Regions from separate parts of the Mus musculus genome. Here region 2 is linked to region 1. A link is a loop called in an ENCODE intact Hi-C map of the cell type or tissue named here. Cell type or tissue: heart. All regions are shown on one strand.

The links. Hi-C counts contacts between places; a loop is a spot of excess contacts. Peaks named below come from ENCODE experiments on the same cell type or tissue, not always from the same donor. Only the 100,000 strongest peaks of a DNase experiment are listed, where the experiment ranks them.
Region 2: it touches region 1 in a loop (2.7-fold over the local background); 1 of 42 quality-filtered maps calls a loop at or near these places.

What each region holds. Positions count from the first base shown.
Region 1 is chr2:71,543,829-71,551,828 of GRCm38, forward strand. Dlx2 (distal-less homeobox 2) reads right to left here and starts at 2,926. Exons shown (of 3, transcript NM_010054.2): 1 at 2,156-2,926; 2 at 1,556-1,740; 3 at 1-1,096. The coding sequence starts at 2,564. The coding sequence ends at 692. In heart, a CTCF peak has its summit at 4,221 (motif pointing left); DNase peaks (open chromatin) are centred at 2,343 and 4,203; H3K4me3 peaks cover 3,534 bases; H3K27ac peaks cover 2,533 bases; H3K27me3 peaks cover 7,481 bases.
Region 2 is chr2:71,384,727-71,392,726 of GRCm38, forward strand. It overlaps Hat1 (histone aminotransferase 1), which reads left to right and starts at 4,534. Exons shown (of 11, transcript NM_026115.4): 1 at 4,534-4,578; 2 at 5,177-5,272. The coding sequence starts at 4,572. In heart, no CTCF peak of the experiment used is centred here; a DNase peak (open chromatin) is centred at 4,445; H3K4me3 peaks cover 1,806 bases; H3K27ac peaks cover 1,429 bases.

The DNA of each region.
Region 1 (8,000 bases):
TTTTTTTTAACATCAAAATGAGGTCATCCGCAAAGGCACCTAAACTTTTAAAAAAATAAAAATAAAAACCCTCCACTGGCAATGGATGAAGGAGCTACGGGAGTGTTCCTGGGGAAAGTGGGAGGCGGGAAGAGTTGGGAGAGCTGGGAATTCTCCCCCATGAGCCCCCAGGAGGGGAAAAAACCGGCGGGATCCCGGGGGTCACGGGGGTAGGTGATAGGGTGGAGTAGGACCCAGGAGGTCAATAACCGAAGCGGACTGGAGCTGAGGCCTGGAGCAGGAGAGAAAAAAGGAGCCTCTGAGAGCCGGGAAGCCTCGAGGGCGGGGAAGGCGTCCCAGTGCCTGACCCCGCTCAGGGCCTGAAGAGACCAAGGACCCTGAGGATCACGCTGAGGGGGCTGGGAAGGGGCGACAAGTCCGAGGATGGCCTAAAAGTGGCCGGGGCTCAGGTCGGAATTGAGGCCAGGGACGCCAGGCTTGGCACTAAAGGATCCCACGAGGCCTCCTTGTTTCCGGCTGCTCCGTGGCAGTGCGAGAAGTGGCTCCACGACGGGTCACCCCTGGTCGCCACTTCCAATACCGCTGGGTGGGTGGCGGTCGCGGGCTGGTAGGTTCGAGCCTCTAGCTACAGGACGCGTGCTGAAGAACACGGTGTCTCAGTTCTCAAGTCTCAGACGCTGTCCACTCGAGGTTAGAAAATCGTCCCCGCGCTCACCGGGGCGCCCCCGCCTGCGTGGTGGTGGTGATGGTGGTGATGGTGCGCCTGCGGAGTCTGCGAAGGATGCAGAAGTGGCGCTGTGGCCTGCAGGTGTGAAGCGGAGCCCGAAGCCTGGTGGTACCACGGGTAGTTTCCCAGAAAGGCCGAGGCGGCGCTGCTCGGGCTGGAGCCAGAGCTGCCCGCACCGCCGCCTCCGCTGCCCGGGCCGCCGCCAGCCATCCGCTGCGGCGCGCCGAAGTCCCAGGATGCTGGCGCCGAGACCGGCGGGGAGGCACAAGGAGGAGAAGCGCTGGCTCCAGGGTGCTGCTCGGTGGGTATCTCGCCGCTTTTCCACATCTTCTTGAACTTGGATCGGCGGTTCTGGAACCAGATTTTGACCTTTGTAGAAAAAAAGGAAAAGCCCTGAGCTTTAGTACAGGAACCTGGGCAGGAGGTTGGTGGAGTGGAGACGGCGGGCGAGCAGACCTGGGCTCTGGGCCTCCGCTGCTTCTAGCTACATTGGGGGGATCTCAAAATGCTGATGGATGAGCTCTAAGTATGTGACCAAGGTTCTGGGTAGTGCGGTGTCAGGTCAGTTATGGAACCCGCTTTAGCAGCAGCGAGTGGAAAGGCGTTGTAGTGTGGGATTTCTGTCCACCCGGGTCATTTTCTTTCCTCCCATGCGGCTGCCCCCTTTGAAAAAAATTTCTTATTTTGTTTGTTTGTTTGTTTTAAGCATTGGGCCTAGAAGTTTACTTTGCCCGGAATAAAAAAGCACAGGTGAAAATATACTTTTGAAAAGTTGTTCCGGACGTGCCCGCTTCCTAGAGAAAGCAGGCCATCTCCCACCTTGCTCACCTGAGTTTGGGTGAGGCCCAGGGACGCCGCCAGCTCGGCTCGCTCTGGCAGGGCCAGATACTGGGTCTTCTGGAAGCGTCGTTGAAGGGCCGCCAGCTGGAAACTGGAGTAGATGGTGCGTGGTTTCCGGACTTTCTTTGGCTTCCCGTTCACTATTCGGATTTCAGGCTCAAGGTCTTCCTTGTCTGCAACGAAAAGTGAGTGGTGAGCACCCACCGTCCAACCCCGCGGTCCTAAAGTTCGGAGCGGAGGCCTTTAGAGACTTGAGGAGGCCTTCCCAACTTCAGCACGCGCCGACTGGCCTGGCCACGGAACCCTGCAAGGGACCCGGGGGAGCTGTGCAAGAGAGAAAGAAGAGGCGGGCAGCAAAGCTATGCGCTACCCACAGCATGCCAACTGGCCCAACCGCCCACCGACTCTGTCCCCCGGAGCGTGGAGAGGCAGAAACTGCGATTCGCGTGCAGTTGGAGATTGGGCAGAGTTCAGGGCGGGAGCAAGAGATGCACAGAGTGCAAGGCTAGAGCTCCGGACTGCCCCCCACCCCATGCTTACCCGGTCCCTCCCCGTGACTTGGGCACCCTAGATGCTTGCGATGCTTACCCGGCTCGTTGTTGACCGGAGACGAACTGGTGCCGTAGGGCGCGTAGGAGGTGTACGCGGCGGTGTAGCCCAGGTCGTAGCTGCTTTTGGCGGAGTAGGAGACATTGTTGAGGCCGCTGGCGTGGTACTGGTAGGAGCCCATGTGCGCGTAGGGCGAGGCCCCCCCGCCGCCGCCGCCCGCCGGGTGCTGCTGGTTGGTGTAGTAGCTGCTGTCCGTAGCCGTGGACACCGGGAGGGTTGGCGACTCCTGGGGCTTGTGCAGGCTGCTGTTGCTGCTGCTGCTGTTGCTGTTGCCGCCAGGGCCGGCGCCCGCACCGCTCGGGGGCTGCTGGTGCTGGTGGTACGTGCTGGAGGCGGTGATCTGGGTCGAGTGCATATCAGCCACCAGACTGTCAAAGACTCCAGTCATCCTGACCCGGGACAGGAAAGAGCACGGGTGGCGGGCGAGAGGGGGATGCGAGGCGCCTCCTCTGTCTATCTCTCCGGGTCCCTTCCAGCAACCAATGTAATTACGGGGAGGGGGAGGGAGAGGAAAACAAGAAATGAGGCTACGGTCTAGGCGCCTCCTCCCCTGGAGGAGGCGATCACCGTGCGTGGCTCGGGACCGCAGCTGCTGGCCGCATCCTTCCCGGGCCTCTCGGACCTCTCGGCTCCTGGCCCGGCTCGGGCGGGGGGCGGGCAATGGAGGGGGCAAGAGCGGTCAGACCCGGTAGGGGCTCCAGGAGGCGGGAGCAGGTGAGCGACCCCCGAGCAGCTTTACGATTGTCTGCCGGGCAGGCTCCTGCAGGGTGGGCATTTAACACTTATCACGTGACCGCGGGCAACGTCACCTAGCAACAGCCAATCAGAAGGAATGAGCCGCGGGGCGCCGGGAGTCCGCGACCGGGCGGCCCCGGGACCCGCGTGTCACGTGGCGGGCAAGGCGGCCGCGGTGGGTGCGTGTACAAGCACTGCAGAAAGTGGGTACCCGATCTGGAGCTGGATAGGGTGCGGGATGGCCCGCAACAGGACATAAGGCTCCGGGAAAGAAATGGGGTCTCCCACCTTACTCTGCTTTCAAGAGCCAAGTCTAACGATTTACATCTCTTGTCCAACTTCGCCTTAATCAAATAAAGCCAGGAAGAGGGCCGAGCCAGCTCTGTCTCCTTTTTCTCCAGATACTTTTCCTCGAGGTGCCTGGCTCGCACTACTCTTGTCAGCCACTTTGCACCTGACGGGCAATTGATTTAAATTATCCATAAACCGCGTATAATAACCTATGCTTCCCAAACTACCCACAGAGATATTACGACAATTAATTGGATAATGTTTAACGTTTTTCCTTTTTGCTTGAGAGAAGAGCTCTATAAGCCCAAAGGTATTATTACTAGTAATGTATTTGAAATCACTTTTCCTCATACACATAAAGGTCTCTAGTAATGACGCACATCTGAGCCACTAGCTGGAAACTGATTCTGAGGTTCCCTCCTTGGGAAAGGTAGGCCAGACTAGACAGCCTTCAAAGTCGTTTGCATTGGTGTTTTTATGAAAAGGGGAATGAAAAAAAAAAAGAGATACTGAAGTAATATTAGAGATTTATCAAGATTCATTATCACACGTTTTCTTGATATAAACAATAAATATAAGAAGTTTTATTTTGTCTACTTTATTTTACATTTTCGTGTTCTAGGATCTTACTCCACTGTTGTAATTTCTTTCTCTAGGTTTCTTTCTTTATTTTTATTTTTCTTCTTTCTTTCTTTCTTTCTTTCTTTCTTTCTTTCTTTCTTTCTTTCTTTCTTTCTTTCTTTCTTTCTTCCTTCCTTCCTTCCTCTCTCTCTCTCTCTCTCTCTCTTTCTTTCTTTCTTTCTTTCTTTCTTTCTTTCTTTCTTTCTTTCTTTCTTTCTTTCTTTCTTTCTTTCTTTCTTTCTTTCTTTCTTTCTTTTCCAAGTGATGAGTTCCCCTCTCTGGTGGTTGGGATTTTCAAAAGAAGGGTGATGGATGGACTCAGCGCAGTGATGGACTCTCAAGTTTGAAGATTGCGGTAGCGCCTGCTTTGTGGCGCCACCTGGTGGACAGTGTAGGAGGTTGTTACAGGCCTGGTAGACAGTCTAATCACGCCCAGGCGCCAGCCTCTGAAACCCCCCAAAAGAACAAAATAGTAATTAAAAGCCACAAAATTGTGCTAGTGCGCGCCATCTGAAGCATCCCTTCCTAAAGACATAACATGTCACTGAAAGAACTTGTTACAACAACTGCCTAATGGAAAACAAGTTGATACTTTAAAAAATACGATCTTTGGTCTTCCCCAGAAAAAGCAAGTGTGTAATTAAAACTCCAGCATTCACACAGCGGAATAATGAGGCAGGTAATGCGCCTTCCAGTCTGCCTGGATTTAGTTCTCAGCCACTTGGCTAAGGAAGGCCTAGAGAATGGGGAAGAATGAGTTTTATTAGAAACGCTCCCTGGTGGGACTCGCCTGCACCAGACCAGACCCTCCCTACTGTATTGACTTTAAACTGCTTCCTGCCCCTTTTATGTGCATCAACGGTATCTCAAGGTTTTTAATCCAGATTGCCTTTTAGCGACTCGATTTCAAGTCCCTGTGCTCTGACACCACACGAGTAGCTGTTTTGCCCTAATAAAAGGAAAAAAACCAATCAAAATTAAAATTAAAAATCAGAATCAGAATTAAAAATCTGATTGCGCTTTCTCTGCCCCTTTGTTGCCAATCAAGCCTGTCCTGAAGGCATACTGGTGGTGGAAAGTTTTCTGCATTCTATTTCTTTCTCAATCCCCAGAAACAGTGTAAACTCAGGTGAGATTTATAAAACAGCATCATTCTGGAATAAATAGGACCTGGGCCCTCTTTTATCTTGGACACAAGATGAGTGCCCTGTAGCCTGGGAAGTGGATGCAGCTCTGAGCCTAGAGAGGGGAAAAGCTGCAAGGGGAAGGAGAGAGACCTATAGCTGGGGGGGGGGGGGGGACCTAGGCTTGAAGTGTCCTGATAAGCCAGACACAAATCTACATCTTGTTCCATTTACTAATTTTGTTTTCTTGAGGCACAATCTCAGGACGCTGTGCTGGCTAGTCTGGAACTTGCTGTGTAGACGAACCTGGCTTCAAATTCACAACCATCCTCCTGTCTACATCTGAGTTCCTGAGTGCTGGGATTACAGGCATGAGCCACCCCACCCCCACCCGCCAAAATCTAGGTTCATCCAAATTGTCTCATTGCTTTGTAAGAAATAGCCAACGGATTTCTCTACTTTGGTCTAAAGTGAAGCACCCTAAGTATTCTTGTATTGATTGTATTCTTGTATTGATTGATATTTTACACTTTGAGCCCCAGTTCTGAGGAGAGCCACTCTGCTCTCCTCAGACAGAAGAGGCCTCAAGAGGGAGTTGAGATGAATTTGGAGAGAAACTGGCTGCCTGAATGAGGCTAGTTTGCCTTGGTGCTTGCTCCTTCCCTTCAGTTATTATTCCTAGCCCCAGAGTTCTTTTAGTCTGCCTAGATCTAGTAGAGGAGGGTTAGGTGTCTCAATGCAGACTTTGTGTGTTTCAACACATCTCAGTTTGCAGCCTGTTCCTCAGAGTGTAGCTTGATCCACCCATTCCCTTTGTAGCAATGAACATCTCGAGGTTCTTGGATAGAAGAAAACAACTTCTTTCGCATCAGGTGCTTCACTCAACTTCAGCTGTCAGCCAGCTGCCTTCTCTGTTGCTACAGCACAAATCCCAGTAGTGTTTAGGGTAAGCCCTCAAACACCCAGGATTTCCAGAGGCTCCAAGCTGGAGAGTGAAGGTTCACTTAGGGCTCCCCCTAACCCCCTGGCCAGATTCCCTCGATTTCGCTTGGCCCAGAACTTTGCCTCTGCTTGTCTACTGGGTGTCCTGCACCAAGCTGAGAGGTGAGATCTGGGAAAGAAGGCACCCGCCCCACTCCCCCAGGGCTTCCATGTTGGTCTGCACATTCCAAGGCTAGTTTGACTACCTACTCTCTGGCTATGGTCCCAGGGTGAATCTTTGCTTGCTGCTGGTCCCAGGAGTGATGCTTGGTGTGTGTGTGTGTGTGTGTGTGTGTGTGTGTGTGTGTGTGTGTATGTGTTTATGTGTGTGTGTATGTGTGTGTGTCTTGGGGGTACCACCCCTATAGCTCTGGAGACCTGCAATTTCTAAATCTCTTAAGCTTTGTCCTGGAACTCAAAGCTGTGGGGAAAGGGCAGGGATTTGTCTCTGGAGACCTCCCAGTCCTGCCCGTCTCATACTGGCTTCTCTATCACAGCCACACAGCTACCCCAGAAAGTTCTTGTTAGTGTCTTTAACACTGGTTCTCCCAGCAAGACCCTAAGGTTTCCTCCAGGAATCCAGGGAGCCACACAGAATCCCATCCCTTAAGCCTTCACATGGACAGACTCCAGAGCCTGTATTCTTGAAACTCAAGTTTGTGTTTTAGTTTTCCTTCCTAGGCTCAGCAAGAGGTCACAATGCTTTCAAGGGTTGGGCTTGTTAGCCCAGCTAAGTGGGTGGGGTCTTCTGCTAGGTGCTTCCCTGATAGCTCCCCAGGGGCATCTTTGCCTTTCCTTTCTCCACCTTAAGTGGTCCTGAGTACAAGGCTCTCTACTGCTCCCAATCTCACTACTGGCACTTCCTTGTTGTAACATAGTGTCCGGATCTGGGGATCACTAAGGTCCGGTGGCCTACAGTCTAGTAGAGAAGGCAATTGCTAGAACATATCCTAGACTGAGTCGGTCACTCATTAACCCTAGCTTCTGCCAAGCCTTTACCATCCATCTTAGCTGTGAGGAATCCATAGAGTGGGTATAGAATTGACAGAGAGGGAAACAAAGGCATAGCCCCAGATCTCTTGTTTATGACAAGGACAAACGGTAGTGATGTGTTTCTTAAAAGATAAAGAGAGGGTGGTTATGTTCTATGGAGGTGTGGTGAGGTATGGGGAAAGCAGGTGCCTCCGTGGCCCATGCTGAGACATCCCTTCCCCTGAGGGACCAACCACATATAGTATAGAATAGAGTTTATTCAGGGTATGGGAAGGGGAGAGGGAAGAAGAGGGGAGAGGGGAAAAGGGAAAGGGGGGGGAGAGGGGAGAGGAGAGGAGAGGGGAGAGGAGAGGAGAGGGGAAGAGGGAAAGGGGAGGAGAGGGGAGAGGAGAGGAGAGGGGAGAGGGGACAGGCAAGAGGGGAGAGGGGAGAGGGGAGAAGCCAGCCATGAACATGTGGAGAGATGGGGGAAGGGGATGGGGAAGGGGGGAGGGGACAGAGCTGGGAGCAAGAAAGGAAGAGCAAGAGCAGGCAAGAGGGCAAGAGAGGAAGAGAAGGAGGAGGGGGCAAGCAGCCCCTTTTATAGTGGGTCAGGCCTCCCCGGCTGTTGCCAAGTAACTGTGGAGTGGAGCTTAGATAGAATGCTAACACGTAGAGTCCAGATTTGGTCCATGCAAGGGTGCTTTTGCTTAGGAACTGGATTTGTGGCCCGAGGAATGAAGGTTGCACAGCACCCTTGTCTTGTCCGGTAGGGTACTGTAGAAGGGACATTAATATCCTCAAAGGTTGAGCATAGTTCTGTAGCCCCAAGATTTTTTTCCCCTCAGGATTCCAGTGGACCTATCTCAGGTCACATGGGAAGATTCCAAACAGAAGTGAAGAGTTCAAGTCTTTGACCGGGGATGAGGGGGAGAAAGCAGTGGCCAGGCTGAGCTTCAAGGACATTGTCCCTTCAGAGAACGACAGGGGACTCTTTCGACTTTCCAAGGCACTTCTTCAAGCAGAAAGCCCTGACTCTTTCCCCAGAGCTGGGGAGCCGGTTCAGCACGCTGCTACAACTTTCAGACCCAATCACCATC
Region 2 (8,000 bases), 160 kb before region 1:
AACAACAAAATTCTTTCTACAGATTTCAAGGCAGGATGATGAATCTGACTGGTCTATATACACTCAACCCGTAGCAGATATATAGTTGCTAATTAATTCCTTACAGTGTAATATGGCCTTTTACTCTGAAGACAGAAGTGCCTTTGGGCTGGGGCAATTCTTGGGTATGTAAAAGTACTTGCCTGACAAGTTTAAGCATCTGAGTTCATATCCCTGGAATGTAGGGTGCAGAACCTATGATGCCTGTAATCTCAGTGTTCCTATGGTGAAATGGGAGGCAGAGATAACTAACCTGATGTACACAGTATGAATGAGAGTGTGAGGGAGAGAGACAAAGACAGAGTGGGGGACTCTATTCAAAATAAGGTAGAAAACAAGGGCTAGTACCCACAATTATCTTCTGATCATTACATGTGAGCCATGGCACATGCATGCCTACACACACACACACACACACACACACACACACAAACAAACACACACACTTACTTCACAAACACAATACATATACATACAAGAAGGAAATGCCTTTTTCAGATCTTTCATGCTAGATTTCATGCTATCTTGTTACCAGTTCCTAGGCACACAGCATGTCAATATTTATTTGATCTTTACAAATAACTCAGTTTTATGCCTGGGAAGGTGTTATTATCTCCGCATAGTAAAAAAGGCAAGGTCAACCATGAGACAGTAGTAGAACTGGACTCGTAGGGCATTGAACATTCCACATAGCTCTACTGTCTTAATCACACACGGCAGAACACCATAGCCATTTGTAAAACTCATTCTGCAGTTGTACCAATCACATTCTCAAATCCTCTTTAGTACAAGGTAATATATGAATACAATAAAAAGGGGAAACTCCGCTATAAAACAGGAAAATGCTTTTAAAATTTTGACTCCGCTATAAAACAGGAAAATGCTTTTAAAATTTTGATATATATATATATATGCATATATATACACACATGTATATATAAGAATATATATATATATATATATATATATATAGAGAGAGAGAGAGAGAGAGAGAGAGAGAGAGAGAGAGAGAGACAGGCTCTCTCTTGAAACTCCTGGCTATCCTGGAACTCACTCTGTAGACCAGGCTGGCCTCAGACTCACAAAGAGGCACTGCCTTGGGCTTGAGTGCTGGAATTAAAGGCATGTACCACTATGCCCAGCATGTTTGATTATTTTTATTATCACCTTCCTGAAAGAAGATGTTTTTTGTTTCTGAGATGAACTGCATCTAAGCACATATTCTGAGACATTTAGAAAGTATGGGTAAACAGTTCGACAATGAGGATCAGAACTGTAGTCTCGGCTCCTCAGTACTTCATACTAATTCTCGTCACCCTAGATCAAACAAGCTCATCGTACTTCTTACAAGAGTCATAATTGCTTAGCTACAGATAAAGACATCTGGAGAATGATAAGCCGGGGTTGGAGAGATGGCTCAGTGGTTAAGAGCACTGGCTGCTCTTCCAGAGGTCCTGAGTTCAATTCCCAGCAACCAGATGGTGGCTCACAACCATCTGTAAAGGGATCCGATGCCCTCTTCTGGTATGTCTGAAGACAGCAACAGCTATAGTGTACTAACATACATAAAATAAAAATAAATCTTAAAAAAAAAAGAAAATGATAAACCTTGCCATTTTGAACAAATATTTTTCCTTTCAATTTTTTAAAATTATATTTATTTGTGTTTTATTTATTGTGTATTTATTTGTGTGTGTGTGTGTGTGAGAGAGAGAGAGAGAGAGAGAGAGAGAGTGTGTGTGTGTGTGTGTGTGTGTATGTGTGTGTTTTACAGCACTTATAAAGAGGTCAGAGGACAACCTATAGGAGGATGAGTTCTCTCTTTCCACTATGTGGGGCCTGGGCATCAAATTCAGGTTGTCAGGCTGGGCAGCAGGTGCTTTCACCTTCTGACCCACCTCACTGGTCCTGTTTCCCTTTCTGATCAATCATTAGTAGCATTGACTTCATATTCCTATCTGAACACTATGACTGTAATCTTGTATGTAAGAGTTTAAAGAGCAGGGCCTCAGTGTTCTTGCTGCCTACTCTAATCTTAAAGGGCATTTCTAGATAGCTAACACATAAATACCAGGCCTGAGTATCTGGAGGACTGGGCTCATCAGGACACTGGAGTAAACTGAAGATGAGCTTGGCAACTTACCTTGGGCTGACTCCTTTCTCTTTTCCTCCCTCGCTTGCCAGCCCCACCACCTCTCTGTCTCTGTCTCTCTCCAGATCTCACATAGCCCAGCTGACCTCAAGCTTCAGTGGCCAAGAATAACCTGAATTCCTGCCTTCCCCCCCCCCCCCCCCGTGCGGGGCGGGGGGGGGGGTGTTATAGGTATGTGCTGTTGGTCCTTATCCTCTTCTTCCCTTTCGCCTTCCACCTCTTCTTTTGGCAGATTCTTCTCAATCACAGTTCAGGTTAACCTCAAACTGATGAGTTGATGTTCCTGCCTCAGACTCCCGGGTGCAATGAGCTTAGGCACAATCTATCACTTTAGCTATATATTTTTTTTATCTCTAATACTAGAGAGCATATTAATTCTAGACTATTTCACCACGTGTGATGGTTAGTTTTAACTGTCACCATGGCATAGAACAAAATACACACATATAAATGTTTATATACACACATACATGCATATATGTATTACATACTACATACATATATACACATATATACTATATAACACATACATATATGACCCACACAAACCTATATTAGTGTGAGCATGTTTGCTGGGGATTGCCTTGATCATCTTAATTGATGGGAGAAGACTCACTTTAAGTGTGAGCAGCACCTTCTGGTAATGGCCCAGGTAAAAGGCAGAAAGAAAGCTTTGCTAACTTGCCTCCTTAACCTTCATTCTCACTGGAGAGTTCATTGACCTTTTTGGTGTGTAAGGGTCCATGATTTGCTGAAGGATGTCACCCTGGACTCCAATAGTATGTAACCACAAAGAGTGTTGAATTCTGCAGAAGTCTAGCAAGCTGGGTCTCCCATGACCCAGGTAGAGAGACACCCAAGTGAGCTCAGAGGCCTGATTTAAAGCACATTAGGGAGTTCTGGGGTAGGTGACCTCTATGATAATCTGTTGGGTCCATCTCTACTGACATTCCATTGCCGGGGTAGAGAGGCTGTAAACTTGTTGGGGGAGGCCTGGAAACTGCTGCTGACCCATTGTCCTTGCCTCGGGCCAGACAGGTGGCCAGACAGGTGGCGGGCCGGCTTCGGAGGCCTGGACTTGCCTGGACTTGCCCAGGTCTTGGTAAGAGATTTAGGCCTAACCTCCTTAACTGCCAATTTGAAGCCTGTCATGGAGTCAGCCTAGCCTTCTCAAGCGCTGGTATTAGAACCTTGCTAGGCAGAGACCCAACAGTTCTCCAGGAGTCCCTCAGGTCTTCACAGGCAGATTGGGCTGAGGCTCCTAGCTTTGAGGACTGACCACCAGGTTTTCAGCATTTGCTGTGAGACAACCACTGTCTGGCCTCTCCAAGTGTACCACATAAGCCAAGGTGGTAAGTCATCTTTTAATATATGTTCATTCCATTGGTTCCTTCTTTTCTAGAGAGACCCGATATACCAAAGATCAACTTTCCATACGGCATGCATCATTTTAAAGCGTATCAGCAAATGTGTTGACACCAGGGAGTCTGGTATTTGAATACCATCGTAGAGGTAAATAGCAAATTATCCTCTGGGAGAAAAAAAAAAATCCAAAAGCAACTAAATAATAAGGCCCATGATTAAAAATGGGTAGTATCCTATGATTAGTTCAAGCCACTAGGACCTCATACAAGTCCAACTAAATCAAGCCACTTGAGGTAGTGTTAGTAACCACTTTTAGTGAGCTAAATGGTTGTCCAGAAAACTTAAGAGCAAAAGCAGGTATATTTCTAAATTTTACTTTTAATAGTTGTGCACGCTAGCATGTAATCAGAGCACAGCTTTCGGGAGTCTTCCATTTTGGGTCCCTGAGTTCTTTAATATGGCACTATTTTTCAATTTGGGAGCACAAAGAAAGTCTATAATGGGTTAGTGGCAGAGCCTTATGTCTACCATAAGTATGACTCTGAATTGGTCACCCAGCTCCAAAATACGAATAAAATTCAGAGGAACCTTTTAAAATGGGTTATGGCAAAGTTGAATCAAAAAGTTTAAAAACTTCGAAATGAAACCCCCACAGAAAAACTTGCGTTCGGGCCAAAAGATGGGAAGGACAATCGCCTTAAGCTGTTTGAGAATTCACATTAATTTCTAAGCAAGTCTCTAGTGGCCAGCAAGCCGCACAGGCTGGGACGCCGAAGACATGGGGTGAGGGCATCCTCACGTGCGGTGGCTAGGCAACCGCGGGCGCCTTCTCACGGTGCTAGCCCCGCCTCCTGAGGCACTTCCGCCGCCGCGCGCCTGGACCTTCTCCCTCTCATTGGTTCGTGGCTCGCCGAGGATGGGCGGGGGAAACGCGTAAGTCCTTGCGGTCACTTCCGGCCCGGGAGCGCGCGGGTTGATTTGTCCTTCCTCAGCTGCGGGCGCTCGGAGCTCGGAAATGGCGGGTAAGTTCCCGGGAAAAGTTTAGCAAGGGGAGGAGGCGGGTGCTTCTGGGGAAGAACGTTGAGGCGGCCGTGACAGTGGCCGCCTGGAACTTTCGGGCTCTAGCAGAGGTTCCAGAAGGCCTCTCCCTTCCGCGAGGCACTGAGGGTCGGGGACTGGCTCCCGGTGGGCCGCGCTCGGCGCCACCGCCCCCGGTGCTGACGCTCGGCGCCTCCCGTGGGCCTCCCGGGCCTTGAGCTCAGGCAAGGCGCTCAGTTTGGTCTGGTGGAGCGCGGTCTGCCTCGGAGCCTTTCACCCCCTCGTTCCCCTTTGCTCACTGTCGCCCTAATGTAACCCATTAGGTCCAGTTCCCGCCAGCTGATCCTCTCCAGGGCCCTGCCCACCTCCCTCCCAGCCAACTTCTGAGCGAGCGCGGTGCTGCTGCCCTGCCCTGGTTCAGGGCACACTCAGGGTCTCATAACCCTTCAGGATTCCTGAGATCATTGTTTTTTTAGATGTCCTTTGAGAAAGTCGTTTTTACACTGCCCAACTTGTCACTTAGAATGGAACTTCTGTGCTGTGTGTAGTAGAATCCTCTTGCTGTGCTTTATTCGTTTCTAGCCTTGGAGAAATTTCTGGTGGAGTATAAGAGTGCCGTGGAGAAGAAACTAGCAGAGTACAAGTGTAACACCAACACAGCAATCGAGCTGAAACTAGGTGCGTATTTCCTTTCAGAGGAGTTCTGTGTGTGCAGCCCTGTATTTAACAGAGCCTTTAAAATAGGAAACACAGCTTGAGGTTAAGACGATTACGTAACAGGTACTTTCTGCGTTGACTGGACATGGAGATTTTAGGCAGTTCTCTAAGTTCATGCGGTAGAAGGGGTAGGGGAAAGATAGTGATAAGAAAGTGAAAGATAGTGTGGCAGAAAGTATATGTGATCTCATCTTAAAAATTGCAAATACACCAGGCAGTGGTGCCGCATGCCTTTAATCCCAGCACTTGGGAGGCAGAGGCAGGCGGATTTCTGAGTTCGAGGCCAGCCTTGGTCTACAGAGTGAGTTCTAGGACAGCCAGAGCTATACAGAGAAACCCTGTCTCGGGGGAAAAAATTGCAAATGGGGGATGGAGAGATGGCTCAGCTGTTAAGATCATTGACTGTTTTTCCAGAGGTCCTGAGTTCAAATCCCAGCAACCACATGGTGGCTTACAACCATCTGTAATGAGATCTGATGCTCTCTTCTGGTGCTCGTACTTACATATAATCATTCAATCAATCAATCTTCAGGCCCCAGGGAGCAGGACTGGTAAGAGCACTGACTGTTCTTCCGGAGGTCTTGAGTTCAAATCCTAGAAACTACATGGTGACTCACAAACATCTATGATGAGATCGGATGCCCTCTTCTGGTGTGTCTGAAGACAGCTACAGTGTACTTAGATATAATAAATAAATCTTTTTAAAAAAAATTGCAAATATGATAATAACAGCTGTTGGTTAGGATGTGGAAATTCATGGGTTGCTGGTATTATATCTAAAATGATATAACAACTTTGGTTTGGAAAAAAAATTTAAATGTATTTTATGTTCATAAGTGCTTTCTCTATCTTCATGAATACCAGAAGAGGACATCAGATTCCCACCATGTGTTTGCTGGGAATTGAACTCAGGACCTCTGGAAGAGACCAGTGCTCTTTTTTTTTTTTTTTTAAAGATTTATTTATTTATTATATGTAAGTACACTGTAGCTGTCTTCAGACACTCCAGAAGAGGGCGTCAGATCTTGTTACAGATGGTTGTGAGTCACCATGTGGTTGCTGGGATTTGAACTCCGGACCTTCGGAAGAGCAGTCGGGTGCTCTTATCAACTGAGCCATCTCACCAGCCCTAGTTTAAAAAAAAAAACAAACATAAATTAGCTACGTGAGCCAGCCCTTTTATTAGGTGTCTGTTCAAGGGAAGTGAAGATGTTCATTTATACATGAATACTTAAAAGTGAGTTATTTACAATAGCCAAAAAGTGTAAACAACTCATAAAGCAGTTGGTAAACAGATAAAGTATGCCATAGTTATTCAGTGGAATATTGTCTGACAATAGAAGTTCTGATACCTGTCACACAATGTGGAGAAATCTGAAAAACATGCTAAGTAAAAGAAGGCAGGCAAAACCAGTATAGTGTGTCCATTTGTTTAAAATGTTCAGAAAGGACATCTGCAAAGACAGACGGTAGAGAATCATTACCCCAGGCTAAATGTAGGCTCCTGACTGTCCTGGAACTTACTCTGTAAACCAGGCTGGTCTTGTATTTCCCTTAGTGATGGACCTGAAATCATAAGCCATTTAAATCCTTGACAGAGTTGCTTTTAGTCAGTGTTTTATCACAGCGCCAGAAATGAAACTAGAACCAATGCAACTAATCCAGTGATTGTGACAAGAGGTCATAGTTTACTGAACCTTCACTCCACAGACTCCTAATCAAGATGGTATTTTCTGTACTTACATATGTTATTTTTCTAAAACTGGCATTCTGTTATATAATGTGCTTTCTCTGCAGCTTGAAAATGTGTGATGTATACATAACAGTTTGCACACATGCAGAAGCCAGTGGAGGATACCCGCTTTCTTTGTCATTCTCCACTGTTACTTCCATGACATGGGGTCTCTAGCAATTTCTGCGAGAATGGCAGGGCAGTGAACTCTGGAGAGCCACATATTTCTACTTGTGGTGTATACCTGTAATCCTAACACCTGGGACGTGGAGGCAGGAGGATCAGGAGTTGAAAGGCAACCACAGCTGCATAGAGGTCAAGGCAGATGAAGGGAATGTACTATTCTTTAGTGACATTGCCTCCCACAAAAGTACCCATACTACCACCATATTTTTGTTGTTATAACCTGTTTTTTTGTTTGTTCGTTTGTTTTTCTTAACATAATTTGTTGTTTGTTTCTTTTTTTTGAGATGGGGGTCTCTTGTAACTGAGGATGGCTTTAAATACCCCTTGACTTCCAAGTGCTGCAATTATAGGTGTCCACTACCATATCTGGCTCTTTTTCTTTTGATCTGTCTATGTTATCTGTGTATTAACTGTTCCCCTACATGTGTAAAGAGCATAGTGTATATCTACTATGGATTCCTTTTTTTAAACACTTTTTTTTAAAGATTTATTTATTTATATGAGTACACTGTAGCTGTCTTCAGATGCACCAGAAGAGGGCATCAGATCCCATTACAAATGGTTATGAGCCACCATGTGGTTGCTGGGAATTGAACTCGGGACCTCTGGAAGAACCGTTAGCACTCTTAACCACTCTCCAGCCATCTCTCCAGCCCAGACTTTTTTTTTTTTTTGAGATGGGATTGCATTGTGAAACTCTGGCTTATCTCAGCCCTTAGGCTTAAGTGAACCCTCAACCTCGGATTCCCAGACAAAAGCATTTGGTCATTA